Regions from separate parts of the Mus musculus genome. Here all the other regions are linked to region 3. The links are chromatin loops, found by intact Hi-C in ENCODE. Cell type or tissue: heart. All regions are shown on one strand. Region 1 overlaps Gm46565 (a long non-coding RNA gene). Region 2 has its middle 54 kb from the start of Fam43a. Region 3 holds the start of Fam43a (family with sequence similarity 43, member A). Region 4 has its middle 2.8 kb from the start of Gm33502. Region 5 has its middle 70 kb from the start of Fam43a. Region 6 has its middle 93 kb from the start of Fam43a. Region 7 has its middle 19 kb from the start of Gm25375.

Region 1 (4,000 bases), 340 kb before region 3:
GTGTTGAGGGAGGGGAAGAAACCAAGCATCTTGTTTTGGTTTGGTCTGTCTGTCTCTTTGACACGGGTTCCCACTATGTAGCTCAGACTGGCTCCAAAGTTGGCATCCTTCTGTCCCAGTGGCTCACATTCTGGGATTACAGGCACAGGTAGCTATGCCTAGTGAGTGTCCTATGACTGTCAAGGGAATTAAAGGTGTTTGTTGAACAAGTACAAACAGCTCCCCAACAAGTTGGGGCTCTGAGGAGCTGTTGAGAAGATGTGTCAATTCTGGGAGTCAATTGTATGGTTTGGTTCAGGAAGTAACTGATGGCATACTGCTTCCTCTTCACCCTTTAGAAGTCACCCCCAAACAGAGGAGAACAAAGCCCCAAGGTAAACCTCAAGTCCAGTGAAATGAAAGACGTCTGTAGCTTCAGATCATGCTACTCAGAGATGGGGAGTGGGTCAGACGGAGAGCCGTCATTGTTTACCTGAGAATACGCCTCCATCCGTATGCTCAAGAGACAGAGCTGTAGACAGCAAGAAGCTAGGTTACCGGGAGGAAGCCCTGGAAGGCAAAGGAGTGGGAGGCGCTGGACGAGAAGAGAGGAAGGGTGACCAAGGACATGGCAGCTGGCAATGGATAAAGTGTAACAATGTGTACCGAAAGTCAGCCCCACCCAGGCTCCCACCAGTGAGTGTGCTCTCCCTGTCATGCTGGGGACTGGGACTTTCTTCTCTGAAGAAGATGAGCCTGGAAGGTTGGAGAGCCGGGTAGGATGGGGAAGCCAGACTAAGCAAGGAGCTAGCACAGTATGAACGCTGAAGACCAGGGCTGTCCCGCCCATGCTGCCCGACTTGAGGACTGCTGCCAGGCTCTTATCCTGACAGGTATTTTGAAGCACCCTTGTACTTTCTGTAGATACTGAACTGCCCAGGAAAACCTGTAGTGATTGCCATTTGAAGGTCTAAGTGAAAATACCAGTGGACCCCACCGAGCATCCTACAAAGAGGTCCACAAGTCTCCTGCCATCTGTGCAGCCAGGTTTCCTGTTAGCATTTGGCCATAGCGGGATAGCCATGGTTCATCAGATGCCCAAGGAAAGCCTTCCACACAGAAGACAGGGATCCAAACAGTCAGAGGAGAACTCACTCAAGTGAAATGCACGACGGAAAAGAAAATGTCAAATGAACCGCTTCCTCAAGAAGATTAGAAGGCGATCTAATTATAAAGAATAGGCATACCCATGAAAGGTTCCCAGGAATTAGAAACAAAAGCTAAGCTGGGAAATCCCATGGGCAGAAGGCAAGCATGATCGGGTGATATATTTAAGGAAACCCTCCTGGCTCCCAAAAGGCACTCACAGGTAGAAAACCAGGCAAAAAGAGATGTCCCAAATTCTGCCCAATGGGAATTGTAGAGAAAGAAACACGAGAAAGTTGGAAAGTGATTACCAAAGAAATAATAACAAGAAGGTTCCAAGACTGGAGGCCATACGTGTCTTGTCCAGTGAACGATGACATGCGTGAAATCAATGTGAAATACAAGACTATCAGAGAGAGGATATTGAATATCTATTAGAGCATGGAATGTGAACAGAGACTAGAGACATCTTCAGAGACAAAAATGCCAGGATATTGGCTTCCCATTAGCTAGCTATCTCAGGGAAACTTCTGGAGGAAAACTGCTCCCATGAGGAAGGAAACCAAAGAATGTATGAGGGCCAGGAGGTGGGAGACCATCTCGGACTAAAGGGGGCGCCCAGGAGGCAGGAGACCACCGAGGACTGAAGGGGGTGCCCAGGCAGTCAAAAGGAACTGAAGGCTGGAGAGGGAGGGGGAGGAGGCTGGGCATGGCAGTCCTGGAGGAGAACAGAACTGGCAAAGTTTAGTGATGAGTTCAACCCTGCAAAACCTTCGGTGACAGACTTTAAGGATATGGGTTGACCTAGCCAGATGGTAAGAGAAAGCTAAGCAAACCAAAATCATTAACTCTAGTGAAATAAAAATAAAAGATGTTCGCTATGAGTGAAAGATATTAACATAATCATATCAATAAAATGCTATTATAGATTTTTTTAGTTAATTTTTAAAAAATTAATGGCTTAGTGGATAAAGGCCTTTGACACCAAGGTCGATGACCTGTGTGCTATCCCCAGGACCTACATGGTGGATGTAGAGAACCAACATTGGCAAGTTGTCCTCTGTTCTCTGCATGTATACAATGGCACATACACACATCTACACACATTCACACATGCACAACACACATACATGTACATACACATGTGCACATACACAAACACAAATAAATGAATAATTAAAATATCTTATTTTCTATAGTAGTTAATTAATAGATAATATAAATTCCTTATTAAGGGGCTAGAGAAAAGGCTCAGAGGCTAAGTATGTACCACTCTTGAAGAGGACCTGAATTCTGTTCCAACACTCACATCCAGCGGATCACAACTGCCTGGAACCCCAGCTCCAGGGGAACTGATACCCTCTACTGGCTAATCTGAGTATTGCAACTATTCCTTCTCTTCCCCCTCTTTCCACCTCCCCCTCCCTTCCCCCCTCTCTCCCACTCTTCCTCCTGCCTCGCTCTTTGACTTAAATAAAACTATTTACACTAAATATTTAGATAAAAGAAGTCACTGGTATTTAAAGTTTCAGGACTGATTAACGTTCCTAACCAGAGAGTGTAAATAATAATATAATAATAATAATAATAATAATAATAATAATAATAATAATAATAATAATAATAATGAGAAGAAGGAGGAGGAGGAGGAGGAGGAGGAGGAGGAGAAGGAGAAGGAGAAGGAGAAGGAGAAGGAGAAGGAGAAGGAGAAGGAGAAGGAGAAGGAGAAGGAGAAGGAGAAGAAGAAGAAGAAGAAGAAGAAGAAGAAGAAGAAGAAGAAGAAGAAGAAGAAGAAGAAGAAGCAGCAGCAGCAACAGCAGTCCCCAGGGCCCTGGGCCTCCCAACACATAGATCTGCTGATCTGAGGATGAGACCCTTGTAGAGGATGTGAGAGGAACGTACCCAGGCTAAGACTTTCTAAGGAGGCAGCAAACATCTGCTAACACGAACTGCTGAATTAGGAGCCTTGGGTCAGTGGCCTTGGCTCTTAACATCTGACAGCTGGAATGTGCTGGTTAACCCATCCTCAGAGGAGTTTACAATGTAGGATTTCTGCCCATGCCCGGCCAATGTGTGACTTACAAAAACATCTGCTTTGGAAATCCCCAGTTTAAACAACAAAACAAAACAAAAGCCCTCCCCCGGCATCTGCAGTATTCTTGGTCCTGCTGATTCAATGCACAGGAACTGCAAGTCTTTGTTTCCAGGATAGATGCTATTTCCTCTGACCTCTGTGCTGACCTTTAGTTAACAGAAACAAAAGAGGGGTTCAGTAGAGCCCAGAGGACTGTGGTTTAAGCAGGAGGGAGGGCTGGGCTAATACTGTGGACTCTGCAAAAGTACTAAAATTGAAATTATTTGGGGACCATGAATGCAATAGGATTTTAATCTGTACCCTTTAGACATAGCTTGCCAGCCTGACCTTTCTGCGCAGAGTGGATTTACTGTGGGTGACTGTCACTGTATTACTGTGGCCTTTCAACTCCTGCCCCCAGTGGAGAAGAGCCTTCCCGTGTGTGGCCCCGGGTGTTCTCTTGTCAGGGACAAATGTGTCTTTCCCAGGGATTTTGTCGTCTCTTTATTAAATACGACATCATTAAAAATTAAATTGCACAAATCTTCAATTAAGTCTCTTCACATCTTTTCCATATGTTGTGCTGGGGCTTGCATCCTAGGCAACTGTTCTGCACGGAGCCGCTTCCTCAGACCTTGCCCTCAGTTCAACTTTGAAGCAAAGGTAATATTGGAAACTTACCCATGTGTAGATATTTACTGTAGCTTGTGCTTACTGCTTGAGGTTAGATTTATGTCCACGTGGTGGCGGTACAGTTGGGGCCAGATGTTTCCAGGTTCTTGGTGTCTTGTTGAAAGAACT
Region 2 (4,000 bases), 52 kb before region 3:
GGCGGCCTATAAGCAGCCTAGCGAGTTCCCAAGGATGTGCAGTCACAACCACTCAACTCTAGCTGTCAGCCAAACTCTCAGACTGCACCTCAACCTCCACTCTTTCAACCCAGCAAGGCCACCACCGGACCTAAAGAACCACTCAGGGAAGCAAAGAAGCAAACTGCAGTGCCTGAGTTCCTCTGGGTACAGTAGGGATGTAGCAATTAAGATCCATTGTCTAGGTGCACAGTTGGTAGTATGGAACAATTTTAAAACTTCACTGCCGAATAACAAAAGCAGAATAAACGAGATGCATAAAACCTCACATCATTTGCATACATTACAGCACCATGCGTCCTAAACAAGCACACACCATACCCTTTGTACAAGAACACAAGCGAACAAAGTGACCACTCAGATGCGTACTGGAGTTCCTTACCTATATGAGGGGAGATGAGAATAGTATTTGAGTAAAATATGACTGGGGATTTTGTAGGGACCAAAGATCGTAACAAATTGTGATCAGGGTGTGTTTAACTCGGTCCTTCCTTCCGGAAGTTAGAGAAGGAAAGGGAAGCATCTTAGGGTTTCCATTGCTCTGATAAAACACCACGAGCAAAAGCACCTTGAGGGGAGACTTTATTTGGCTTTCACATCCTCATCACAGTCCAGCACGGAAGTGGCTGGAACTCAAGACAAAAACCTGGAGGCAGGAGCTGAAGCAGAGGACAGGGCCGTGACTTGTTCACACAGCTTGTCTGGCCCACTTTCTAACAGAACCCAGGACCACCTGTCAAGGGTGACACCACCACCCAGGGTGACCCGGGCCCACCCACATCAATTATTAGTCAAGAAAATGTACTCCAGGCTTGCCCACAGTCCAATCTAATGGGGGTGCTTTCTCAATGAACATTTGCTCTCTCTGAATGACCCTAGCCTGTATCAAGTGGTCAATAAACACTAGCCAGCACGGGAAGGGAAGAGAGGAGAAGGAAGTGGAGACGAAGGTAGGAGAAGATATCAAAAGGGAGGAGACTTCTGATCAGACCTTGGCTCATTTTTCATCTTCAGCTTCCACTTCCAGCCTTCTGGGGTCTGCTCCAGAGTAGACACTTCCACTACTCTACCTCCCACTGTTGCCCCGGGTGCTTTCTCGTCCCCACCCTGCAAAGCCAGGGGATGTACCTGACAGAGTGTTATTATTTACAAGTCCAGACAGAGCCAAGTGTGGACAGCCCTTTCCAGGCCTGTGGCACCTCAGGCCATCAGCCCTTGCAAGTCACACCTTCTGAGGATGTTCTTCGAGGAACTTACCCAAAAGAAACAGTTTTTCATCATAGAAGTGCAAGTCTTTCCCAGGAAAACCCATCCAAGAGGACCAGAAGTTCGACAAAAGGCCAAATGGGACACTTCCAAGAGAACCCTTCCCCAGGGAAGCCTAGGTCTCCTCCCACGCCCAGCGGCCCTCGGGGTGTTCTCTCCTCCCTTCCTGCAAGCTCCAAGCTTTCGGAGCCACTTCCAGCCACTTTATCCTCCGGGCCTCCTTTAGCCTGTTATTCTCAGCAACCGGTCCCCAGTTCCCTCATGACATCAGACACTTCATCAGAACGAGCCTGGAGTCCTACAAACATCTTGGGGTGGGAACCCTTAGAAAGCAGAGAAAGCCCTGGCCTGGGTCCTGCTGTGCAGGTGTTTGTGCACATGGATTGCGCTCCTGGTACATGCTAGGGGCAGATGTGGATCCTGGAGTAAGATGGGCAGGAAAAGCAGGTGAACCGTCCCTCCTAGGGTTGACTTCCCTTAGGCGCCACCCCCATCTTCTCTCCAGAGACAAGACTGAATTTGGTAAGTCCCATTTCCATTCTCCAGGGGCCTGTGCGACTGACTGGAGCCCAGCTGCCTGGCTAGGCCCTGCCAATGCTGGCTCAGGAGGCCTGGTGTCTCCCTTCCCAGGACCTGGCTGGCTACCAAAATGGCATCCGCTCAGGAGCTGGAGCCCAGAGGATTCTAATTGCTTAGTGGCTTTGTGGCACTCTTAGCCTATCAACTAAGGTGTTTGTTTGTTGTTTGATTTTTGTCTTAAAATTTTCCTGGACTTATTGGTTTCCTGCTCTGTACTTGGGGGTGGGAGGGGGCACTAGAATTTTTCCCTAAAGAAGGAAAAGCTTGGGGAAGCAGATCTGGATATTTCTCTTGTGCCAGGGCCTGAGTGGGAGGGATGGGTGATCTATTCAGGAATCTCAACTCCACACCCCACCCTCTCTCCCCAGACACTTTCCTAAGTGTCACTGGTCCTTTCTGACAGGGATCTGAGGGGCTTTCCCCAGGTAGGTGTCCCTATCTTGCTAGTGTCCGAGTGTTGCTTGAACACGTGAAATCATGAATACCAAACTGTTTCTTAAGCACTGGGGGGAAAGGAAGATCCTATTGAGGCTCTGTGTATATTCTACTTTACTGAGGATCTATGACTACGCAGTATCTGCTTTCTATGTCAGCTTGAGACAAATGAGTCAGTTGGGAAGAGAGAATATCAATTGATTAAATGTCCCTACTAGATTGTCCTGTGTTGCATTTTGTTGATTGATGATTGATGGGGGAGGGCCCAGATCACCGTGGGCAGTGCCATCCTTGGGTAGGTGTCCTTGGTGCCAAAGGAAAGGAAGCTGAACAGACCCTGAGAACAAGCCCGTAAGCAGCACCCTCCATGGCCTCTGCATCCATTCCTGTCTCCAGGTTCCTGCCCCAGGTTCTTGCCTTGACTTCCTTGGAGGATGAAAGTGTTTGTGAAAGAAACCCCTTCCTGTCCAAGTTGCTTTTTGATCATGATGTTTATCACAGCCATGGAAACTCTAAGACATATTCTTTTTTTTCCCCCCTTTGTTTTTCCAAGACAGTGCTGCTCTATATGTAAAAGTAATTTTTGCTCACCAGACGTGATTGTCATGTTGGAGACTTCCTGCTGAATGAGTTCCTCCTTTCTAATGCTATCTGAGCGCCAACAGGTTGCTACAACTCAACTGTTTTGGCCCAAACTCCTCTCCAAGCTGAATGATTCAACCCAGCTTCTCTCAGCTTCTGACTGAATGGCTCTGCTCGCCCTAACACTATCTGTGGCGATGTGTGCTAAACTTCTGGCTCCTTCTCATTCTCTGGCTTCTTCTGTCTTCACCTGCAACCTGTCTCTGTAAAATTGACCCTGTAAAACCTCTCTCTCCCTCTCTCTCTCTCTCTCTCTCTCTCTCTCTCTCTCTCTCTCTGTGTGTGTGTGTGTGTGTGTGTGTGTGTGTGTGTGTGTTCCTCTGCCCTGCTTTCTTAAGTAGCTGCTCTTTCCTTTTTCTTCTCCTGGGAGTTGAGTGTATCCTATCTCTAATTCCTTCTGCCAAATATTTCTCTGATTCTTCATTTTGTTAAATATCACTTTCAAGCAAAGGTGTTTTCTTCTACAATCTAACCTTACCTACATTGTTTGGGATTAAAGGTGCTTAGCATGTCTTCATTCCAGACAGATCACACAGATCTAGAAGGTCTTTGGATGTAATCCTTTGCCAGAGCAGCCATGTTGCTGGATTAAAATTCCTCTACATCTGTGTAGCCCCAACTGGCCTAAAACTTGATTTATAGACCAAGCAGGAGCTGAACTCACAGAGATATGCCTGTGTCTTCCTTCCAAGTGCTGGGATTAAAGACAAACACCACTCTTGGCTCCAACATATTAAAAAAGAAAAGAAAGAAGAATCCTGGGGCCGGCAAGATGGCTTACTGGGTTGAAAGGCTTGCTGCTCAAGCCTGACAACCTGAGTTTGATCCCTGGAACCCACAGGAAGATGAAAAGAGAGACCCAACTGTACAATGTTGTCCTATTTTCCAAGTACATGCTTCAGCACTTGTGCCCTGTGTATATTATGCCGCCCCCTCCATATACAGTAATAACAAGTAAGTTTAAAAGAAAACTGGAAAGCCCTGGAAAAAGTGAACAGAGGGAGATGTCTGCTTCACATTCAAAACTGAACAAGAAGGG
Region 3 (4,000 bases):
GGAAACAGGCAGTTCAAGCTGTCTCCCCGAGCCCCACCTGCGCCATTACTCACTTCACCCCCCACCCCCGGGTGGCTGGGGCCTACAACTTTTCTCTTTGCTTTTCTTCCCAGAGAAAAACAAAGGCCTCACTCCACTGAGTCCCTCTTTAGGGTGCTAGTCCGGTCTCCAAAGCACCGTGGCAATTTGCAGAGGAAAAGGACTATAGATTATGTTTGTACTTGGTCACTAGGCCAACCCACAGGAGGTGGTTAAAAAAAAAAAAAGCTCAGCACACGGCAAGTCACTCAGTAAACAGCCATCCACGTGACTCGTGTAAACAGCGTGGGCAGTTGAATTTACACTGACCTCTCCAAAATTAGCTTGAAGGAAAAAAAAATCCATATGCCAGGCATAACGAATGTTGCACAGCTTTGACCCCCAACATTTGGGAAACAGAGGCAAGCAGATCTCTCAATTTGAAGCCAGCCTGGTCTGTATTAGGAAGTTCCTGGCCAGTTAGAGCCGCACAGTGCGTCTCTTGTCTCAAAAGCAACAAGCAAGCAAAACTGCACACACACACACAATGGGAATATGAAATATACAGAGGCTGGCCACAGATAAAACACCCCGAGTTGGTCTGATCCAAAAGCACGCTATGGGTGGCAAGGTCTCACCTCCGGCTCTCTTCCAGCCACAGCAGGACCACACTAAAACTGGAGGCACAACCCCGCCCCCACCTCCTCCCCGCCAATCATCTGGGGTAGCATTTCCAGAGGCTCTCGCCTGTTCTGACAGCTTTTCCTCTTTATTCTCACCCCGCTGCTGACATGCCAACAGAACTGAAACAAGGCTGCTCAAAAAAATAACAAAATGTTTTATACACATTTCCATATATACAACCGTACAACATTTTACAGGTATCTTTTGCACAGCAAAAGAGATATAAACATTCAGCTCCGAGAACACAGTTATGTACAAAAAACAAAAAGTCAAAAATACTTCACAACAGTGCAAAAATATTTTACATAGCATCATGGAGTAGGAGCTTTGGGGCCAGAGGAAGGTGTGTATTTCTAAAGGAAAATTCCTTTTTTGTTTTTTAGATATTAGGTTTCTTTAACTGTAAACAAAACACGACTTTCATACACTGCCCCCCCCCCCAAGAAGAGTTATTTGAGAAATTTGGCAAACTTTCAAGAGTTTGAGTCTGAGGTAAACAGCCCAAGCTCCCCTATCCGAAAGAACTGGGGGCAGGTAAAGTGGCATTGAAGCCTCCAACGTTTTGAAAGTGACTTTGTTAATGAGATATTGATGACAGAAAGAGGCCTTCCAGTCAGGGGGTCTGGAGAGGAAGTTAACCCCTCCTTCCCTAGCCCCAGCTGCCTCACAAACAGGAAACCGGCTGCTGGGCACCTCCAGCCCGCCCTTGGCCTTTTCCAACTTCAGCCAGCTCTCCCTCACCCACCTTTGTAGTGCTTCTCGCCCTCCCTGCCCCCCATCCCCCTGTTCACAACCTGAGCCACCTCTGAGCCAAAGCGCTGGGGCAACTAGCAAGAGGGAATAGCTTCCCCAGAAAACTCCAAAGTCGGGTCTGGGCTTCAAGTGCATCATTTTCCCTTTCCTGGAGGTTAGGGGGAATAGAACTACTGTTGGGGAGCCACTATGTGTATGTTGGGAGGGGCGCACAGAGAAGTCTTCTGGCAGCTTAGCCCGAGTAGGGCTCATCTAGGCTGGTGCTGTCAGCAGGGCCCGATGGGTTGCCAGGGCTGACAGGGGTGGCATCCAGGCCTCCGCCCTCGATGGAGCTCTCGCTGCCTGTGCTCTCGCCCGACAGCAGGCGTGTCACCCTTAAATCGGTCTCCAGGGTGCTCACGTCATTGCCAAAGCTAAGGTCGCCCAGGTCACTAATAAGCTGTGACAGTTGGGCCTTCATGTCTGAGGCACAGACTGACAGAGGAAGTGATGTCCCCGAGCTGGGGCCCAGCGAGACCCCGCCGTCCCCCAACGCCTCCTCGTGGCCATTTTCCAGCGGGTCCAGCAAGTCCTCACATTCCAACTGCATGGCCACCACCAGCGCCCTCTGCGCCTCAGCCTCTTCCTCTGCTGGATCCCCATCCCCCACACCGTCCTCTTCTTCCTCCTCCTCCAGGCAGTCCTCCAGATGCTCCTCTTCTTCCTCCTGCAGCTCCTCCTCTTGCTGTTCCCCAAGCAGGTCCTCGGTGATGGAGCCCAGCTTGGGAGCGCTGCGGCTGCGCTCCACTGGCGGCTTGTAGCAGCAAGGTCCGTGCAAGAGCAGCTTGCGCAGCGGCACTAGTGGGATGGTGTGTGCGCCCACCAACTCCTGCTGCTGGTGACGCGCATCATCCCGCCGCTTGAGACGTTTAAACTCTGCCAGAGCGTTGGCTGATGTCTGGTAAAGCAGCAGAGCCATGGCCTGAGCCTTCTCCGGCTTGGACACCAGCACCGCGTGGCAGCGTAGCATTACCGCCTTGTGCTTCAGCTCATGCCGGTATACCCAGGCGAAGACTTTGGGTAGCCGCGCGTCTGCCACACAGTAGGTGACGCGGTGCAGCAGGTAGAGGTGGCCGGGACGTCGCAGCGCTCGCTCCTCGGCATGCACCATGCGGATGCCTTGCGCACTCACGGTCAGCTTCATCTTAGTCCCTTGACGGCCGGCCTCACTCTTGCTCCAGATCTTGCCCACCGCTAGGTCAGTGCAACCGTCCCCGCGCGCCTGGATGGTGGTGGCATTCCCCAGGTAGAGCACAGTGTAAGTGGGGTCCTCGCTGGTGATGTGCAGCTTCTTGCGCTTGGAGCGGAACATGCTGCCCACCCGGCTGAGCGCGCCTTCCGGGCAGGCTCTCGCCAAGGAGCTGAGCGCGGAGTAGTGCAGGCTCACAGCGTAGCCCTTAGGCTTGGACGCCTGCCGCGGCGGCGCCTCGGCCAGCAGCTCGAACTTGTGCTTCTTCCACGGCAGCATCTCCGGAGGACGCCCGGGAGTGGCTGGGGCGGCGGTGGCCGAGCGCGGGGTGAGAGCCCCGCAGGGCCACCAACCCAGGCTACGCTTGGCCCGGGCAAGCTCGAAAAATAAAACTCAGGCTGGGAGGACCTCCGGGGCAGGGAGATGGAGGCAGGAGAGGCCAGATAGTGCTTGGGAACCCCGCAGGGACTGGGGTAGGATATTAGAAAAAAATATTCAGGAAAGAGAGAGAGAGAGAGAGAGAGAGAGAGAGAGAGAGAGAGAAGCCTAGATGAGGAGGACCAGGACAAAAGTCTCAAACAAGCAACAAAATAAGAGAGCGGAGCGGAAAATATTTTAGAAAAAGGCCAAATGAGTGCGTACAAATAAATAAAGGTGGGCGGCTCGGCCAAAGCAACCGGGATGGTGAGAGAAATAAGCTGGAACTCTTCTTCAGCGAACGTGACACACACACAAGTCTTGGGCCAGGGCCAGGAGCCGCGGAAACTACAGCAGTGCGCCCAGGGGCCGGTGCTCCCCACCCCCAGTGGGTGCAGAAGAGGGCGAGCCCCTTGGCTGGACTGGTCCCTGAATAAGCAGCTTGCCCCAAGTGTGGTCCGAGAGGTCTGGCTGGCCGCGGCGGGCCAAGCACAGCGGTCCCGCAGCTCACTGCATCCTCGCTCCGAGGGGACGCCGGAGACTCGCGCTCGGCCGTCTCGGCCAAGGTAGCGCGGGGTTCGGAGGGCAGGACGCGCACATCGTCCGCTCCGGGGACTGCCGCTACCTCATTGCTTCCCTCCGGGGGTGTCCGGCTCCGCTTCGGGGTTCTCGGCGATCTGCAGCGCGCCCTCTGTGGTCGTGCGCGCGGTAGCCGACTTGCTCGCTTCACATCATTGCCGTCCGGGAGGAAGATCTCGGGTTAATATAGGCCGGCACGAACCATTCACCGCGCGGACAGGGGAGGAGCACAGGAGAGGATCCCTTTAGGGCTGCGACGCCGGACGCAGTTCTGGTCTCTTAAAGGGACCAGGTTGCAGGCACTGGTCGAGAGAAGGGAAG
Region 4 (4,000 bases), 190 kb before region 3:
ATTCCCACTCCCGAGAGATACCCCAGACCCCAATGGCTCCCACCCCTGATATGAAGCAACATCTACCCAATAGGAGTGCAGTGGCAGCAGGGAGGGCCTGAAGAGCATCCCAGAGGAGTCTGCCCATAGCTGTGCTCCCCAGAAATGAGATCTAGTTCCACCACCTGCCTTGGCGTATTAATTATATTTCTTGTTGTGACAGAAGAAACTAAAGTATGGCCTTATTTTGGCTCATGGTTTGAGGAGAGAATCTATCAAGTCAGGGAGTAGTGGTGGCAGGAGTGGGAGGTGGCTGGTCATATTGTGTCTAGTCAGGCAGCAGGGGGACATGGCTGGATGCTGGTACTCAGTTGAATTTCCTGTGATTCTTCTGTGGATTCAGTGTAACTACCCTAGCCCATGTATGGAGTCACTTACACCCAGAGCAGATCTTCCCCAGCTAAACCTCTCTAGACATCCTCAGATGTGTGTCTCCCAGAGGTGTGTCTTCTAGGTAACTCCAAACCAACCCAGTTGAGTTGACAATGAAGATTAACCATCACAGCTGGGCACTAACGTGGAGCATCCTAAGGAGAATGCACATGAAAAAGACACCGTCCCACCCAGAGGGACTCAGGGGGACCCAGAGGGACCCAGAGGGCAGCAAAGGAGGAGTTAAGTCAAAACAAATCATCTTGATACAAGGTTAGATGGCCAGGGAACACAGAGAGGGAAAAGCTGATTTGTTTTGGTGGGTGGAAGTCTTGCAGGCGTCCCGGAAGAGGTCATATTCCCTATCAACAAGATTCCTGACATGTATATAAAATAGCCTCCCCGCAGCACCAGCACATATCTGAAACCCTTCAAACTTTGGCTATCATGACAAAGCTCCCAGCAGCCCCAGCAATCCAGTTGCAATTGACTTCCCAGATGAAACGTTTGTGCTATCCATAACCCAGAAGGGAGCCTCACACTGTAATAGAAACATTTCAGCAAGGGCATGCCAGGTAAATACTCTTTACCCCACCGTGCAAGGGGGCTTGTATGCTTAGAGATGTAGCTAGACACTAGGGATTGTGGTGAGCATAGAATGGAATAGCTACCTCAAAGGTCTATCAGGAGCAGGGTAAGGGGAGTTTGGCATCTCAGGGCACTCTCACTTCTATTTGAAAGCTGGGACGCCTGTTCTTGCTGGAGGCAGGCTTCCTCCCAAGGGCCTGCCTGAGCACAATAGCTTGCTCCTGACACTTGGTAGACACTGTGCTAATAGGGAATACCAATCACGCTCTTGGTTAATATTTAGCCACCTGAATTTTGAACAGATAACATTTCAGAGCCTGCTTTATGCTTGCCTACACTGAATGAGGACAAAGAAACACTTCTCATTCATTGCTTCTTCCTTAACAAGGGCGAGCACTTTCCAAAATGCAAACATTCACAGAGTCCTATCTGAGCCTAGCCCTGATAACACCCCAAAGGTGGCTGGAGAAGAAAGCCTTGCTTGGGTTGCTTGTTTGCTGAGCAATACGCTAAGAGAACCTTCTCTGGGGACTGGTTGCGGGGGCCGGGCCGGGGGGCTCTTTGGCATGTGAGAGTGCCATGGGAATGACTCTATAGAGTCAGAAATGGTACCCAGAGATGCCTAGTGCTGAAGGCTCTGGAGACAGAATAGTTGATGGTTAATTAATGCTCCCCAGCAAGTCGGACAGACAGCTCCAGCTGCCCCCACCCCCCACCATGCTGGTCTATTAACAGCATTGGGCTCCTCTTGCAAGCTGGGGCACAGTGAGGAGCTGTCAAGAAGTGTTTTTGAGAAATTAAAGGGACATCTCTAAGTGGGTACACACCCAGGAGCAGGCCAGCCTGCCTGGCTCCTCCTCAGCCTGCCTTGCTCCTCCTCTGGCTCTGAGGGAGTAATGCCTAACAGTATGCCTGTGTTTCTGCAGGAACTTGATTAAAGCTGGCTGCCAGACAGAGCTAGCCTGCGTGTGTGGCCACTTCAAGCCAGGCAGAAGCAGCTCCCAGGCCCTCGTGGGTCCACTGCACTGTGGAATCGGACCCTTAGACCCTCTGAATCCTAGAAGAAAAGAGGTGATACCACTGGGGAGCTAAAGCCTGAGCTTTTACCTCCTCTTCCTCCAAGGGGCTCTACCGGACTCCCCCAGTCTCTCCTGCCTGCCTGCCTGCCTGCCTGCCTGCCCTCCTGAGTGCTATCCCAGGTTTTGAGCCAACTGCCCTTACCATCTCTTCATGTTTTCGCCTTTCCCAGGCCTCTGTTATTACATCTAGCCAGCCATAGCTGTGTGTAAAGTGACATTGTTTTCATCAGACACTGTTGTCCACTGCAGGGGCCCAACACGCCACCCCTCCTCTTCCCCCCTCTCCACTTCTCTCCTACTAGGAGGGTTCACTGGAAGCCACAGGAAGGGGTGTGGTTGCTGTGGTTGCCCAGCTGAGAGCTGGATTGGGGGAAATCAGGAAGTCCAGGCTCCCTTCCAAAGCAAATTGGAAAGATCCGCAGCAGCCAGGGCACTGGATAAACAATTGTCCCCAAATGCAGGGGACAGCCAAGGAGGTTTCAGTTCTATGAAAAGTTAAAACTTTGGTTCTGAAGTACAATCCTACCGATGAGGACAGAGCCTTTTTTTGTTAGTTCTTATCAGGTGTGGGAAGAACCAAAGATGGAGATCGAGCAGTATAAAAAGCAAAGCATCCCTCTGTCTCCATGACCTGCAGTCCCACTCATCAGAGGTAAAGTGTGAGCAGTGTCCGGGGTCAGTGAGGGCTCAAACAGTGAAGCTGCACAGGTTTGGGATGGTGTGTGTGCACTCAAGCACTCACCTGTTGCACACATGTACACGTGTGAGGGTAAGCCTGCGCCATAGTCTAAGAGCGTAGGCTCATCTATTAACTACCTGGGCCCCCTTCCTTCCAAATGCTAAGTCCAACAGTTTATTCAGTTTTTGTTTCCAAAACTGTACCATTTGTACATTATGAATAATAATGGAAACTGCCTATCTCTCTGTGCAGATGTTTTCCAGTTCATGAAACATCCGTAAACTCACAAAGGGCTCGTGTTCTGCGTACACATGCCTCTCAGCCCACCTCCTTCCAGAAGTAAAGATGTCTGCCGTAAACCTCCAGCATATGAACCACTGCGAGGTTTGTGATGCACGCTGCAGCCCTCGGGGAAGTATTATCCCCAAAAGACATAAACGGTGTCCAGACTTGTCTCAGGGTATAGAAGCGGTAAGCAGCAGGGCTGGGTGGAAATGGCAGCTGCCATGCTTCCTGGGAACCAGGAGATCGGATCAGCAGGGAGCGCTGGGCTCATGTAGCTGGGCAGAGGAGGCTCCCAGAGACCCTCACACCTTCCCTTCCTCCTTATGATTGTGAGTGGGCCACAAGGACTGGTTTCAGGAACCATAAGCGTAGAGAAGAGGCTCTTCCCCTCTCCTCCCCTTTGAGATATCATGGCCTCAGTCCATCTGTTTCACAATTGTACTTAAATGCTGTGTCATCACTTTTCCTGGAGACGAAGATGATGCCACCATACACAGTGTAGAACAATACAGATAAACAGGAAATAAAACCCAACAGCTGGTAGAAATGTTCTTAGAGTTTCCCCGAGGAAAGTTAGCACTAATGAAACCTTGACTACTCTCAGGCACTAGCTTTAAGCAACAGCTTTAGACCACCAGGTATAGGACACTCACCCAAATTCAAGGGCTGTTGGTTTCAGTGATATTTAACCTGCATGTGACTTGTGTCAATAGACAACAGTGGGACTTGATAGTTTTAAAGGCTACTGCTTAATTTAAAAAATCAAGTTGAAACACTCTATCCTTTGGGTAGAATCCAATGATGTTCTCAGAAACATCGGCTTGGCCCCTGAGTCTGAAAATGGCTCCGCCTCTCTTCTCTTTAATGTTATTATCAGTGGATTCTGCTATGAAGAAGATAAGCTTGCTCTAGAATTTCAGCAACTGCCACCGTGCGTCACAGAAGCCGCAGGGCGCAG
Region 5 (4,000 bases), 68 kb before region 3:
TTTAGAAAAATGCATGCAGCCCAGCGAGCCAATATCTTCCAGTTGGTCACACAAGAGTAAAAGGTACTTTTATTGAATTTCTGATTTAATACTGACAGCAAATATCAACAGATAATTAGCACATAAAATATCTTCAAGGCTCACCCGTTGAGAGATTTTTAAAAGAGTAAGCAAATGCTGAAAGCAGATAGTTTGGAAACTATGAAGGTGTAAAACTCTATGGTATGAGGACCAGACGCAGCAATGTGAACAAGACAGGCAGTTGTTGGAGACAGAAGAGGAGCCTTGTGCTACAGATTGGCAAGAGATGATTAGAGAAGAAGCCAAGACAGTGGTAGTGACAAAGGCAGGTGTCGGGGGTGGGGTGGGAGTGCCTTTATTATTGTGTTAGACAACTCTTCCTGGAGAAACATGAGCAAACAAATCTACGTAGCCTCTGCCCTGATTACAGATCAAAGAAATAATTCTATTCAAGTGCGGTTAAATGAAGCAGTGAGCTTATTGGGTTTTCTTACGTGAGCACAGGTATCCTGGTTAGTTTTAATCGTTAACTTAACACAGTCTAGATCCACCTTGTGTCCATTGAAGAATTACTTCAATTGAAGAATTACTTCAATCAGCTTGACCTGTGGCTATATCTGTGAGTTCTTTTGATCTTATTGGTGCCAGAGGACTTAGCCCTCTCTGGGCGGCACTATTCCTACGACAGTGGGCCCAGGTTGTATAAAAAAGGCAGCAGAGAGCAACTGAGAGAAGCAAGCCAGTAAGCAGCATTGCTCCATCGCTTCTGGTTAATTTCCCTAAGTGATGGAGGTGTACGCTGATAGAAACTGTTGGCTCCCCTAACTTGCTTCTGGTCTCCTCCATTGTTTATGGCAACAATAGAAAACAAACGAGAACAAAGGGAGCGTAAAGAAGTTGCATCACTGAAAAGCCTGCGTAGCCTGTGAAAACTGCATCCACAATCCACAAGCATCACGGACAAATCTGCAGACCCAAGAACTTCCCCTTCCTGGGAATTGTTTGCTGCGTCCATGAGCTTGGGAAGGGGCCTTGTCAATCTAGAACTTTCCGAGTCTTCCAAGTGTCATTAGCTCCATGAGATTTATGAGTCTTCTTACATGCTGCAGGAAGCATCTCAAGTTGAGGGAAATATCTATACACACATGAAAATTAGGGCCCTTGTGTTCTAGTTAGGTTTGGTTGCAGTGTTGTAGCCAGTAAAACCATTACCCTAGAGTGTTTATGAAGTTGTCAGTGCCACCACCAGCTATGGAGGGAGAGAGGGATGCTCTGACAAACATCAGGACTGAGTGGGAAAACAAGAGGAGGCTCCTGCTCCAGTTTTTCTAGGTGGAGACTTCGAGACTTAAGATCTAAGAGAGTGCTCGCTACGAGGAGGCAGAAGTGGGCTGGGATGACGTAGGATTCGCAAACCATTCCCCTGTGAATAACATGCAACCCTGTTATATTGTGCCAAGCTTATTCCCTTCTGTCATCAATGAGTCCCTCACTGCACGAGTTGTGAGCTTTTCCAGCTCTGACTTGGGAAGGAACAGGAAGCACTGTGTGTTTATGCAAGGAAAGCAGCAGCTCTTAGCAGGTTGCTATGGGGCTGGAGCAATGGTTACACATTCTCAAGAGAAACCTCTGGAACCAGAGAAACGCCTTCTCCGTCCAGTAACAACAGACTGCTCACAAAAGGCTGAAGTTTCTTTACAGACTTGAGAAATATTTTGGAAGAAAGAGTAAATGCGGTGTATTGAGCATGGCTGGCGAGTATAGGACTTTATTAACCTTGGGTATCTGCTTAGAACTCAGTGTACCTGCTAGACATCCCCACTGGACCTGTCTGAAGCTTGGGAGATCTGGAATGAAGGTCTTGACATGAGAGAACGGCCAGCCAGCCTAAGAGGTCAGTAGTTCTCCAGGGCAGGGTCACATGCAGAAGATTATAAGAGGGAACAGGCTTGGCCCAGACCAATGGAGGGAGACCTCCCAGCAGTGGTTCTGGTACATACCACGTGGGTTCTGTGGAGGAAGAGATGATGTGGAGACCTGCCTGGAGAAAGGATAAAGATGAACCCAAAGTGCAATCACAGACCCAAAAAGATGCCTCTGCCTGACACGAGGAGTCTGCATTGCTGCCTGTAAAGAATGAGTTTAATTAAGTTCTAACGGGTTTTCAGCTGCCTGGCACACCCAGCACAAGGCATGCATTTGTCACTTGGCTTCAGGTAGGGTAAGAATGCTCATATGTGCTAATATGTGGAACCTTCAATGTAGTCACTTAAGTTTCCCATACATCAGGTGTGAATAGAAGGCCCAGAAGCTACACATGGCCTGACCATAAACCAGTGAGAGGGACAGATAGACAGAGAGCCAAAAGTCGTGACCATATCCCTGCCTGGATACAGTCCTATGGGACCGTAATGTCCCAGGTTTATGGAGGAAGGACAGAGGGAGCTTCAACCACAGATACTTCAAACATCAGGACAACAGGAGTTGGCAAGCTGCTTCCTCCCAACCTGATGCCATAAAGCTGGCTCCTCCACCATCAACCTTAGTAAGAAATCATTACCCTGACAGTGACCAGGCCTCACTCCTTGTTTGACCTTCTAAGGTCCCCCCATCCCCACCCAACAGCCCCCGGGTATGCAGATGAAGCATCGTACAACACCCCTGTCCTGGCCAATGGCACACAACCTTACAAACCTTGCCCTGAGACCCTGGCCACTTCCCCAGGAGCATAAATATCCCCCATCCCACTAAACTGAACCAGTTCTCTGAAGCTGTTCTTTGGTGTGTTTGTTGCCTGAGCACTCATCAATGACAGACACCCTGCCCTCGTCTCACCCATGCCGTGCCAAGCTTCCTTCCCTCCTGTCCAGCTCAGTGAGCAATGGCCTGGCCACCCTGCAGGGGAAGTGAACACAAGGTGGCACAATCCTATAAAGTAGTTACTTTCTCCTAGAAGCAAGTCCTTCCCCTGTGGCCCTCAACCGAGTGACACTCACATTTCTGAAACAAGTTTGGGAGACAGAGAGCGGTCCAGGGAGAACACACACTATTGTTTCCACCAAAGGAGGGAGAAGTAGGGTAAAACTTTTTTTATTTATTAACAATCCTTTTGGGACTATATACAAATATCTAGACTAGGATTTCAAACATTGTTTTTTAAATGTCATTATGTCGTTACCTTTGTGGAACAACGTAATGAGCAGCACAGCCTGCTTGAGCACACGAGTTAATAACTTGTTTGCCCCCACACTAGTGAATCAGTGACGTGAAATCGTACAGGCGTTGAGCTAGCCTGGCCTAACACACAGTGAGCACTCAGCAAGCATTCCCTTGCACTGAATGCAGCCAGTGTCACTGTTGTGGGGGCTGCCTTAGTCAGGGTTGTACTGCTGTGAGCAGATAACACTGTGACCAAGGCAACTCTTACAAGAACAACATTTACTTGGGGCTGGCTTACAGATTCAGTGGTTCAGTCCGTTATCATCAAGGTGGGAACATGGCAGCATTTAGGCAGGCATGGTACAGCGGGAGCTGAGAGTTCTACAGCTTCATCTGAAGACTGCTAGCAGAATACTGGCTTCCAGGCAGCTAGGATGAGGGTCTTATATAGCCCACACCCACAATGACACACCTACTCCAACAAGGCCACACCTCCAAATAGTGCCACTCCCTGGGCCAAGCATAGTCAAAGCATGGCAAGGGCCTAGTTTTTACACAAAGCAAACCTAAAGCGCTAAAGCCTTGCCACTGTTCAGTTTGGGGGAGATAGTTTGAAGGACTGACATTCAAGAGGCAATGGACATTATGGCTTCAAGTCATCTATGGTAGGAAGCGCTTTGGCATCTCACACTGAACACTAAGAAAATACAGACTGCTCCTGGCAAAAACTGTCTGCAACAGAGACAAAGAGGATGCTATTGGGCCTGGGACCAAGAAGGATGCTGCTGTTCAAAGGGCAGCTTCTGTTTAGCCCGTTTCT
Region 6 (4,000 bases), 91 kb before region 3:
AGCCCTCTTTATTAAAAAAAACAAAAAACAAAAAACAAAACTAAAAACTTTAATCAGCATTAGAGCTAAGCAGATATCTACCTTTTAAGCTATTAGAATCCACTTGCCCATCAATAACCCAAAGTTGTAATTTTCCATGTTCCATCTGGGCTGCACTTAACTCAGTGGGCCAGTCCTCCCCTCTCCCTCTCCCTCCCCCTCCCCTCCCCCTCCCCTCCCCCTCTCCCTCCCTCTCTCTACTTTGCTTTGTTTTGTTTCACCTTTGGAAGAAAACTTCTTCTTAAATTGACTGTGTTCTTGTTCTTCAAGACAAGACCTGAGGCTGGGGATGTAAACTGAGCTAATAGAGTTCTTCTCTAGTATGCAGAAAGCCCAGAATTTGACTCCAGACATCACTTAAGCTAGGTGTGGTAATGCATGCTTGGAATTCCAGCACTTGGAAGAGGGTAGAGAATCAGAAGTTCAAGGTCATCTTTGGCTACATAAAGAGTTTGAAGCCATCCAAGAAGTGGGGGTGGGGGAGATAAAAGCTGAGAAGAAACTTTCACCCAGTAACAGATGAATAGATGAATGAATGAGATAACAGTAATACTGAGCAGTATTTTAATGATGAGTTTGTTGGGATTCAGACCCAGGACAAATAGCCAAGGTGCATATTTTACACACCAAGTCTGACCTGGCCACCAGGCTCTCCCAGCATCCCTCAGTCCCTACCTGTTACAGAGCATACCCCACCCTCTTCCCTGAAGCTGCCCCTCCCCCAGAAGCTCTTCCCTATATAATCCAGACATTTTGGTCGCTCTCTCCCTATGTGCCTGTGGTTTCAGTTGTTTTCTCCATAGTTCAGGTCTAACCACTGAGCTTCTCTATCTAGCCCCTTGGAGTGCCCCAGGTCTAGCCTCTCACCCTTTCACACACACACACACACACACACACACACACACACACACACACACTTGTATCTTCTTTTGGAGAAAAGCAGCCTATGCTCTCTCCCTCCCTTGCACACCTTTCCCAGGTCTCCCCCTGCCTCAGCACCAACCATCCTTCTCCCTTCTGAGTTCTACTCATCTCCCAAGTCCCCCCCCCCACACACACACACGCACCTTGCCTTTGCCCTTGTAGAGGCAAGTGGGGGCTACAACAGAAGGGATAAAGCAGCTTGGGTGGTCAGGAGTCCTTGGTCCATGCCTCTTCATGGATTCCACCCCCATAACAGCAGGTAGTATATACTGTATCTCATTGCCATTCTGTAACAATAAGCATCATCTCTGTTCTCAGCTACAGACTCCAACTCCAGCTGATTAAAAACAGACACGCATTAGAAGGCAAGATTCATGCTGGCTGAAAGACCAGAGCACTCAAATCAATGTCTAATCTCTGGGCCTGTATTTTCCATTGTGGCTGCTATAGGATAGTTGGATTCCCTAGTCACTAGCTCTCCTCTCAAGACATGACCGACCGTGCAAACCTAAGGCTTGGATTCTATGTTCTATTTCCTGATAAAAATATAAGTGAGGTAGGTTGCAAGCAGCAGAGTTCCACAGCTCTTAAACAACACTAAAGTCTGTGGTTGTCCTCTAAGGAAAAGGGAGCCCTCTGTAAGAGTGCATGCAGTTTCTTCCCAGCACAGCCCTTCATTATCCAGGGAACTGGAGTCACTTGGGGTCAGCATCACACAAGGGCATTAAGTGCTCTTGGCAAATACAGGGCCCAAAAGGTCCCTGGGGTTTGGTGGAGGAAGGAAGGGTCACAGACAATTTGGCTTTGCATACTTCTGAATTGTTCTAATTTTTGCCACAAACATGTTTTGTTTTTATAATTAAAAAATAACCACTCATAAATCTTATGAATGCTTTCTCTTTTAATAAACTTCAGGGTCTCGAGGAGCTGTCGGGTCCTTGGAGACCATCCAGTCCTGCCCATTGCCTGACAGAGGAGGAAATCTGTCTCCCAGGAGGGTTGACTAGCCCAAGGTCACACATCAGACAGAGCCTTGGGACCCACTTCCCAGGCACGTTCATTTCTACAACTGTGGGACAATGAATCCGTCATTTCTACAACTGTGGGACAGTGAATCTGATTGGACTTGGGCTGTGCTGGCAAATGTAGCCTGTGATTCACTCCCCAAAGGGAAAAGCAATTAGGATTGTAAAAGCAAAAGTGAGCTGGGGCCGTTTTGAATGGGCTTGTTAAAGCTCCAGGATTAACTAAGAAAATGCAAAGAAAACCATGCACGGGCAAAGAAGTCCCTGGGGACAAGAACGGTCTACTGCCTACCTCACGCTCCTAGTCGTTTATGTACGCATTTGGGGAGAGAGACAGAGACAAAGACAGTGGGAGAGACAGAGAGAGGCGAAATGATTGAAAGAAATTAGATGATTTGAAAGGAAGGTGAGGAGGTGTGGGAGGAGGAATGCCCGGCAAACCTACAGCTTTCCTCTTCTCAAGCTCCTGGAAAGACTCCAAACTGCGAGAAGATGGGGGAGCAACGGAAGACACACCCACCGGAAGACACACGGGAAACCATGCCAAGGGACACGTGTTAAACCGTAAGCTGGAAGGCGCCCTCCCATCTAAGCTAGATAAAGGGTTGGATGTGGTTTGTGCCCCAAACGCTTGTGCTCCTGTGGCTTCGCATCCAGTATGACGATGTGATAGCAGAGTGAGAACTGGAGCCTAGGAGAGGTGGCGGTCATTTAAGTCACCGCCTTAGGGATTGGGGCCTTTCTTTTGTTGTTAATCGTTTGAAGCTCATAGATTGGGTCTTACCATATCGCTCAGGGCCTAGAACTGAAAACCCTGCTGTCCCCATATTCTGCGGGCCGGATCTCAGGTGTGTGCCACCGTGCCCAGCTTACAATTCTCCTGAGAATGGGTTGCTACAAGGACAAGCTCAACCCTTGAACGTCCACCATGAAAAAGCAACAAGGAGAAGGGGCCCTTACGCAACAGAGCCAAGCCCTTGAACCACCCAAACTGGAAGCTCAATTACCTTTTCTTTTTTATCGTTTTTTTCCTCTTTCCTTATTTCTCTCTCTCTCTCTCTCTCTCTCTCTCTCTCTCTCTCTCTCTCACTCTGTTTGTTTTGTTTTGTTTTGTTTTGTTTTGTTTTGTTTTGAGACAGGGAGGTTTCTCAGAGATCTACCTACCTCCGCCTCCCAAGTGCTGGGTTTAAGGTGTACACCACCACTGCCTGGCTGCTACTCCTTTTCTTTAAAAAAAAAAAAAAAATCAATATTTTCCTGGACTCGCTTCCAGTCTGGTTTTCCTTACCCACTCCCCGTCTCTGCAGTTACAATTAGCCCTTGGTGACACTTTAAGTGTGTAAACACTGTTCCAGACAGTAAAGACAAGCAGCTAATTGCTTTTGGTTCTCTCCCACGCCTTCCTGCAAAACAGAAGGAAAAAGGAGAACCAAAGTTAGCTGAGGACGCCCTCTCTAAGAGAATCCACCTGCTTTGATTTGTCCTGCACCAGGACTTTTGTGGTCCCAGGAGATAGGACATATGACAGGCTGAAGTATGGCCAAAATATGCTTGAAGCCCAAAATATGCTTGAAGCCCACGTCTCTCAGATCTCTCTGGGACTCCTGAGAAAACTGAAGATGGTCTGAATTATCTTGGGAGTAAATTTTCGAATCAGCCTCCCTACCTAGTCCCTGAAGGTCAAGGCATTGAGACCACTAGACCATGTGCTCTTTCACAGGAGACAGTGGCCTGCCTCCTCCAGTAAGATCCATATACTGAGGAGTCCCTAAAATAGGAAAGAACAGATTATATTCTGGGCAAACAAAAAAACAGGAAAGGCAAATGTCCCTATGACCTCAAAATGTCAGGTACTCCTCCCCCCCCCCACCCCCCCACCCCCACCCCACCCCCCCACCCCCCCACCCCTCCCCACACCAGTTTGTCTCCTTTTCAACCCCCAGCCCTGCTTGCTGTGTTCTCAAGTTGGGTTCATTCCCACATCATGCTGAGAGCTGACTCAGTGAGCAGCA
Region 7 (4,000 bases), 270 kb before region 3:
AAGAAACTCCAGGAGATTGTAAAACCTTCCCAAGAGCCACACATCTAGAACAGAGTGGGATGGGGTTTGATCTGGAACACTGAAGTCATAGTACGTGTGCTAGAGGTGTGGTCCCCTGACTGCCGCCGACCCCGCCCATTCTCCTGCCATCTCTGACTCCTGGTTTTCTCATTTGTAGGATGGGTTGGCAGTAAGCAGGCTAAAAGGGCCCTGGCTTTCTATAGTGTGTTACTTTTCATTCAGTTCATTTTTCATTGCTATAACGAAACACATGAATCAGGTCATGTCCGAAGAAAGCAAGGTTCTTTAATTCACCATTATGGAAATTAAAAGCTCAAAGAGAATGGCATAGGTTCCAGTGAGGGCCCTTGGCAGGGTGGTAGGAACACACAGGGAAGAAGGAAGCAGTCTCATTTCAGATGTCTAGGGCAGGGTGAGGATGAGGAGAGGAGGGTGGTGTCTGGGAGAAGTCGGGGGATGGGAAAATATGATAAAAATACACTATGTGAAACCCTCAAGGGGGGGAGTGGGTGGATAGGGGAGTGGGGGTGGGTGGGTAAGGGGGACTTTTGGTATAGCATTGGAAATGTAAATGAGCTAAATACCTAATAAAAAAAAAATGAAAAAAAAAAAAAAAAGCCTAGAATATTTGCCACCTGGCCCTTTATAGAAAGCTTTACAGTCCCTGTAATTAACAAGTAATAAAAGCGCTAGTTGAAGAAGAAAAAAAAAAAAAAAAAAAAAGAAACCCTCAAAGCATAAACAAGCAACAAACAAACAAACCCAGAAAGCTTAGACTCAGGGTTTTATATCAGTTTGATCTTGGATTTCCCCACCTCTTAAAGGTTCCACAACACCTTCTCAAGCTCTTAACAGCTGAGTGTGTGTGTGGGGTGGGGCTGGAGGGCAGGGAAGCAAACAACCTCCAAACCATCGTCTGTGGTTCTTGAGTTTCAAATGGAAAGACAGGAAAAGGGGACTCAACTGGACTCAACCACAGCATTTATGGTGACAAGGCTTGGCTGAGTCCATGACAGGCTTCAAATAGGCAATTAAGGATACTAGGCTTAAATCTCTGTTTCCAAGAACTGGACAATTCCGGGCAAGTCCAGGCCTTAGAAACTGCCTGCCACCTGGCCTGAAGCAAGGACAACGGGTCAGCAGCAGTTTCCAGACTTCCTCAGCAAGTGTCCAGCCCCCACACCCTGGTAATGGAATGTTTATAGAGATGGACCCAACAGATTAACATAGATGTCACCTACCTTGGATTTCCCTAATGTGCTTTAAATCAGGCCTGCAAGCTTACTTGGTTGTCTCTCTATTGGTAATGGGAGACCCCAGCATGCTGGACTTCTGCAGAATAAAGCACTCTGTGTGTTTGCATACTATTTGAGTCTGGGGTGTCATATTTCATGGACCCTTACAAATAGGTCCCAGGGGAAGGTGTCACAAAGCTGTTTGTAGTCATGCACTTGCCTCGGTGACCAGCATCATGTCCAGGCCACAGTAGGGCAAAGGTTGCTCTCACTGAGCATTAAGTAGCATTGTATCAAAGGTATGTGGGAGAGAGGCTTTGTCGGTGAGGGGGTATTGTTATCAAAGAGGGACAGCTCCTGAGACCTCACAACAGTGGCTGTCTACTCCCAATACTGGGTCAGTGCCCAGTTACCAGAACAGGACTTCATGTAAAGAGCTGTTAAGGAAAGTTAGCTAGGTAGCTTAAAAAGTCAGGAAGAGCCCAAAGACTGACAGGTAATTAGAAGCAGTTATGGATGAGGGAAGAGGAGGGAGTTTCTTCTAGCTCAGACACATGAGTAGAGGTCACCTGCCAGCTGTTGCTGTTGGCGGTTCAAGGATTGGAAGGGGGTTGTGGGACGGGGGAGATGCAACTGAAATTGCGGTGGCGGTCGGGAGGGGGAGTGGGAGATGCCACTGAAGCTGCGAGGAGAAAAATAATGCCTGGGATGGGAGCCCAAGAAACAGGAAGCCCTCAGGAAGGAGACAGCGAACAAACAGGAAGAAGCAGATCCCGGCTCCCACCTCCTGCCTGGCTGCCTCTCTCTAGCGCCCCCTGTTGCAGGGACTAACAGAGTCGGCTGTCAAAGCGGAAGTATGGACTCAGGATTCTCGAATTACCCATGAGGCAGTTGGACGTCTGTCCTGTTGGGAGCACAGAGTCGGTGACTAAACTGTCTTCATTCCTTCCTTCAGGTTTCTGGCATGTGTAGTCCCCAGAGGAAGTAGTTCATGGGACAGTCCTGAGGTTGAGGTCCGGGACATGCCGCAGTTACCTGTGTACCCCTCCCAGAGGCTGCTACTCTGCCCTGGCAGAGCAACTGGTGTTAATGGAGGAGGGAGTGGTGTGGCAGAAGCCTACACAGGTAAACTGAAACCTTCTCTGAACAGCCTGTGGGGTACCTGTCCCCTATTCCCTAGGGCTGTGATTCAGTGGACCTGCCTCGGAGCCAGGAAGCAGGTATTGAACCTTTAGCTTGGACAACCCAACACAGGTTCGGCCCCGACTCAGTGAATATGCTCAAACTCCTTTCCTGTCCTCATCTATTTTCTGAGTGAGTCACTAGCAAGAAGTACACTCTACCATATAAGGCACTGTGTGGCATTGGGCAGGTCATTAAACCTCAGAGTCTCTGTTTCCTCAGAATGCCTTCTTGGTCCTTTTATTCCTGTGTAAGAAAAAACAGGATGAGACTTTGGGCCTCTTTATCTTGCCTCCACCACCCCCACCCTTCTTGCAGGAGTGATATTTCAGCATTGTGCGTCATGACTTTTCTTTGAAGGCAGTCAATATCAGAAGGCAGAGTCTCTGGTTTAACTTGGAAAAAAACAAAATCCTGAAGACTCATGATGACTGGGACTTGCTGGACAGAGATGGTGGAGAGCCTCTGCTGTGGTCCCTGGGTGTGGAGACAGAGAACAAAGGAAGAATGAAGAGGAGGGGGCGGGGCCTCTTTGCAGCTACCTAAAGGAGGCCAGAGACTAGGTATGCCCCGAACCCTGGGCTCCTGATGAATTCCAGAGCAAGTGAGCTTATGAAGAGACTTTAAGAGTCTTTGATGAGGGCTGGTGAGATGGCTCAGTGGGTAAGAGCACCCGACTGCTCTTCTGAAGGTCTGAAGTTCAAATCCCAGCAACCACATGGTGGCTCACAACCACCCGTAATGAGATCTGATGCCCTCTTCTGGTGTATCTGAAGACAGCTATAGTGTACTTACATATGATAAATAAATAAATAAATCTTAAAAAAAAAAAAAGAGTCTTTGATGAGACTCAGTGGACTAAGGTCACACCTCCTAGCCTCTGGCTATTTCAGGGCAAGATAGCAGGCACCCAGAAGGGATAAGAGATGTGTACCTCATGAGAAAAAGGATTAGGGTGGCAAATGTTAAGTGTCAACTCTGAGTTCCTTTGCTGAGGTGTCTGCCTATCCACCGTATGGATTTATGTGCAAGATGTTGACTGCCTTCCTGGCTAAACTCAAGTTCTTGCAAGTTGACCCAAGTCTGGTGGTACTTAGAGAATAAGCCGGGCAGGTATCTGAGGATCACAGTCAATTTGAGTGAATGTTAGGAGGGCGTGTGTTCCCACAGCCTAGACCACTGTGGTGTCACTGGTCGGTGTTTTGGGGGCATTGGTGAGCTGTGAACAGATGGACCATTTCCCAGAGGTGAGCAGTGGGGATCCCAGCACAAGGCCTTCTGTGTCAGCTGGAGGAGGGGTCAGCAGAGTTGGCTATTGGGTCCTGAGGACTGGCAGATGTTCTTAGGCCCGCTTGGCATCCTCTCAGCCACGAGCACCTGCTTCCTCAGAACTCATTTCATTCTTCCCTGTTGAGTGCAGGTCTTGGGTGAAGAGTGATTTGGGACGTTTTCTTCCTTCCTTTCTTTCCACATTGTTTTGGAAATGAGCCACTATTGTGGACAGATTCCTGGTGGCTTTTAGGACAGGACCTGGAGGGCTGGGGTGGGTGCTTCTCGGGACA

Evidence for each region. A loop is a pair of places that touch in the nucleus more often than their neighbours do. Peaks named below come from ENCODE experiments on the same cell type or tissue, not always from the same donor. Only the 100,000 strongest peaks of a DNase experiment are listed, where the experiment ranks them.
Region 1: it touches region 3 in a loop (3-fold over the local background); 11 of 42 quality-filtered maps call a loop at or near these places.
Region 2: it touches region 3 in a loop (3-fold over the local background); 14 of 42 quality-filtered maps call a loop at or near these places.
Region 4: it touches region 3 in a loop (4-fold over the local background); 8 of 42 quality-filtered maps call a loop at or near these places.
Region 5: a loop joins it to region 3, with 2.1 times the contacts of the local background. A loop is called at or near these places in 15 of 42 quality-filtered maps.
Region 6: it touches region 3 in a loop (7-fold over the local background); 8 of 42 quality-filtered maps call a loop at or near these places.
Region 7: it touches region 3 in a loop (6-fold over the local background); 20 of 42 quality-filtered maps call a loop at or near these places.

What each region holds. Positions count from the first base shown.
Region 1 is chr16:30,939,362-30,943,361 of GRCm38, reverse strand. All of the region lies in intron 1 of Gm46565 (a long non-coding RNA gene), which reads left to right. Among named protein-coding and RNA genes, the nearest start is that of Gm46565, 11 kb to the left of the region's middle. In heart, CTCF peaks have their summits at 2,467 (motif pointing left) and 3,922 (motif pointing right); a DNase peak (open chromatin) is centred at 3,211.
Region 2 is chr16:30,651,884-30,655,883 of GRCm38, reverse strand. No RefSeq gene overlaps it. Among named protein-coding and RNA genes, the nearest start is that of Fam43a, 54 kb to the right of the region's middle. In heart, no CTCF peak of the experiment used is centred here; DNase peaks (open chromatin) are centred at 1,463 and 1,883.
Region 3 is chr16:30,599,562-30,603,561 of GRCm38, reverse strand. Fam43a (family with sequence similarity 43, member A) reads right to left here and starts at 3,839. Exons shown (of 1, transcript NM_177632.3): 1 at 765-3,839. The coding sequence starts at 2,962. The coding sequence ends at 1,688. In heart, CTCF peaks have their summits at 2,007 (motif pointing left) and 3,781; DNase peaks (open chromatin) are centred at 1,461, 2,021, 2,891 and 3,821; H3K4me3 peaks cover 3,406 bases; H3K27ac peaks cover 3,485 bases.
Region 4 is chr16:30,788,640-30,792,639 of GRCm38, reverse strand. No RefSeq gene overlaps it. Among named protein-coding and RNA genes, the nearest start is that of Gm33502, 2.8 kb to the left of the region's middle. In heart, a CTCF peak has its summit at 1,876; DNase peaks (open chromatin) are centred at 1,869, 2,409 and 3,289; H3K4me3 peaks cover 1,269 bases; H3K27ac peaks cover 3,847 bases.
Region 5 is chr16:30,667,633-30,671,632 of GRCm38, reverse strand. No RefSeq gene overlaps it. Among named protein-coding and RNA genes, the nearest start is that of Fam43a, 70 kb to the right of the region's middle. In heart, no CTCF peak of the experiment used is centred here; a DNase peak (open chromatin) is centred at 1,531.
Region 6 is chr16:30,690,761-30,694,760 of GRCm38, reverse strand. No RefSeq gene overlaps it. Among named protein-coding and RNA genes, the nearest start is that of Fam43a, 93 kb to the right of the region's middle. In heart, no CTCF peak of the experiment used is centred here; DNase peaks (open chromatin) are centred at 1,670, 2,050 and 2,540; H3K27ac peaks cover 358 bases.
Region 7 is chr16:30,868,303-30,872,302 of GRCm38, reverse strand. No RefSeq gene overlaps it. Among named protein-coding and RNA genes, the nearest start is that of Gm25375, 19 kb to the left of the region's middle. In heart, a CTCF peak has its summit at 2,067 (motif pointing left); a DNase peak (open chromatin) is centred at 2,032; H3K27ac peaks cover 690 bases.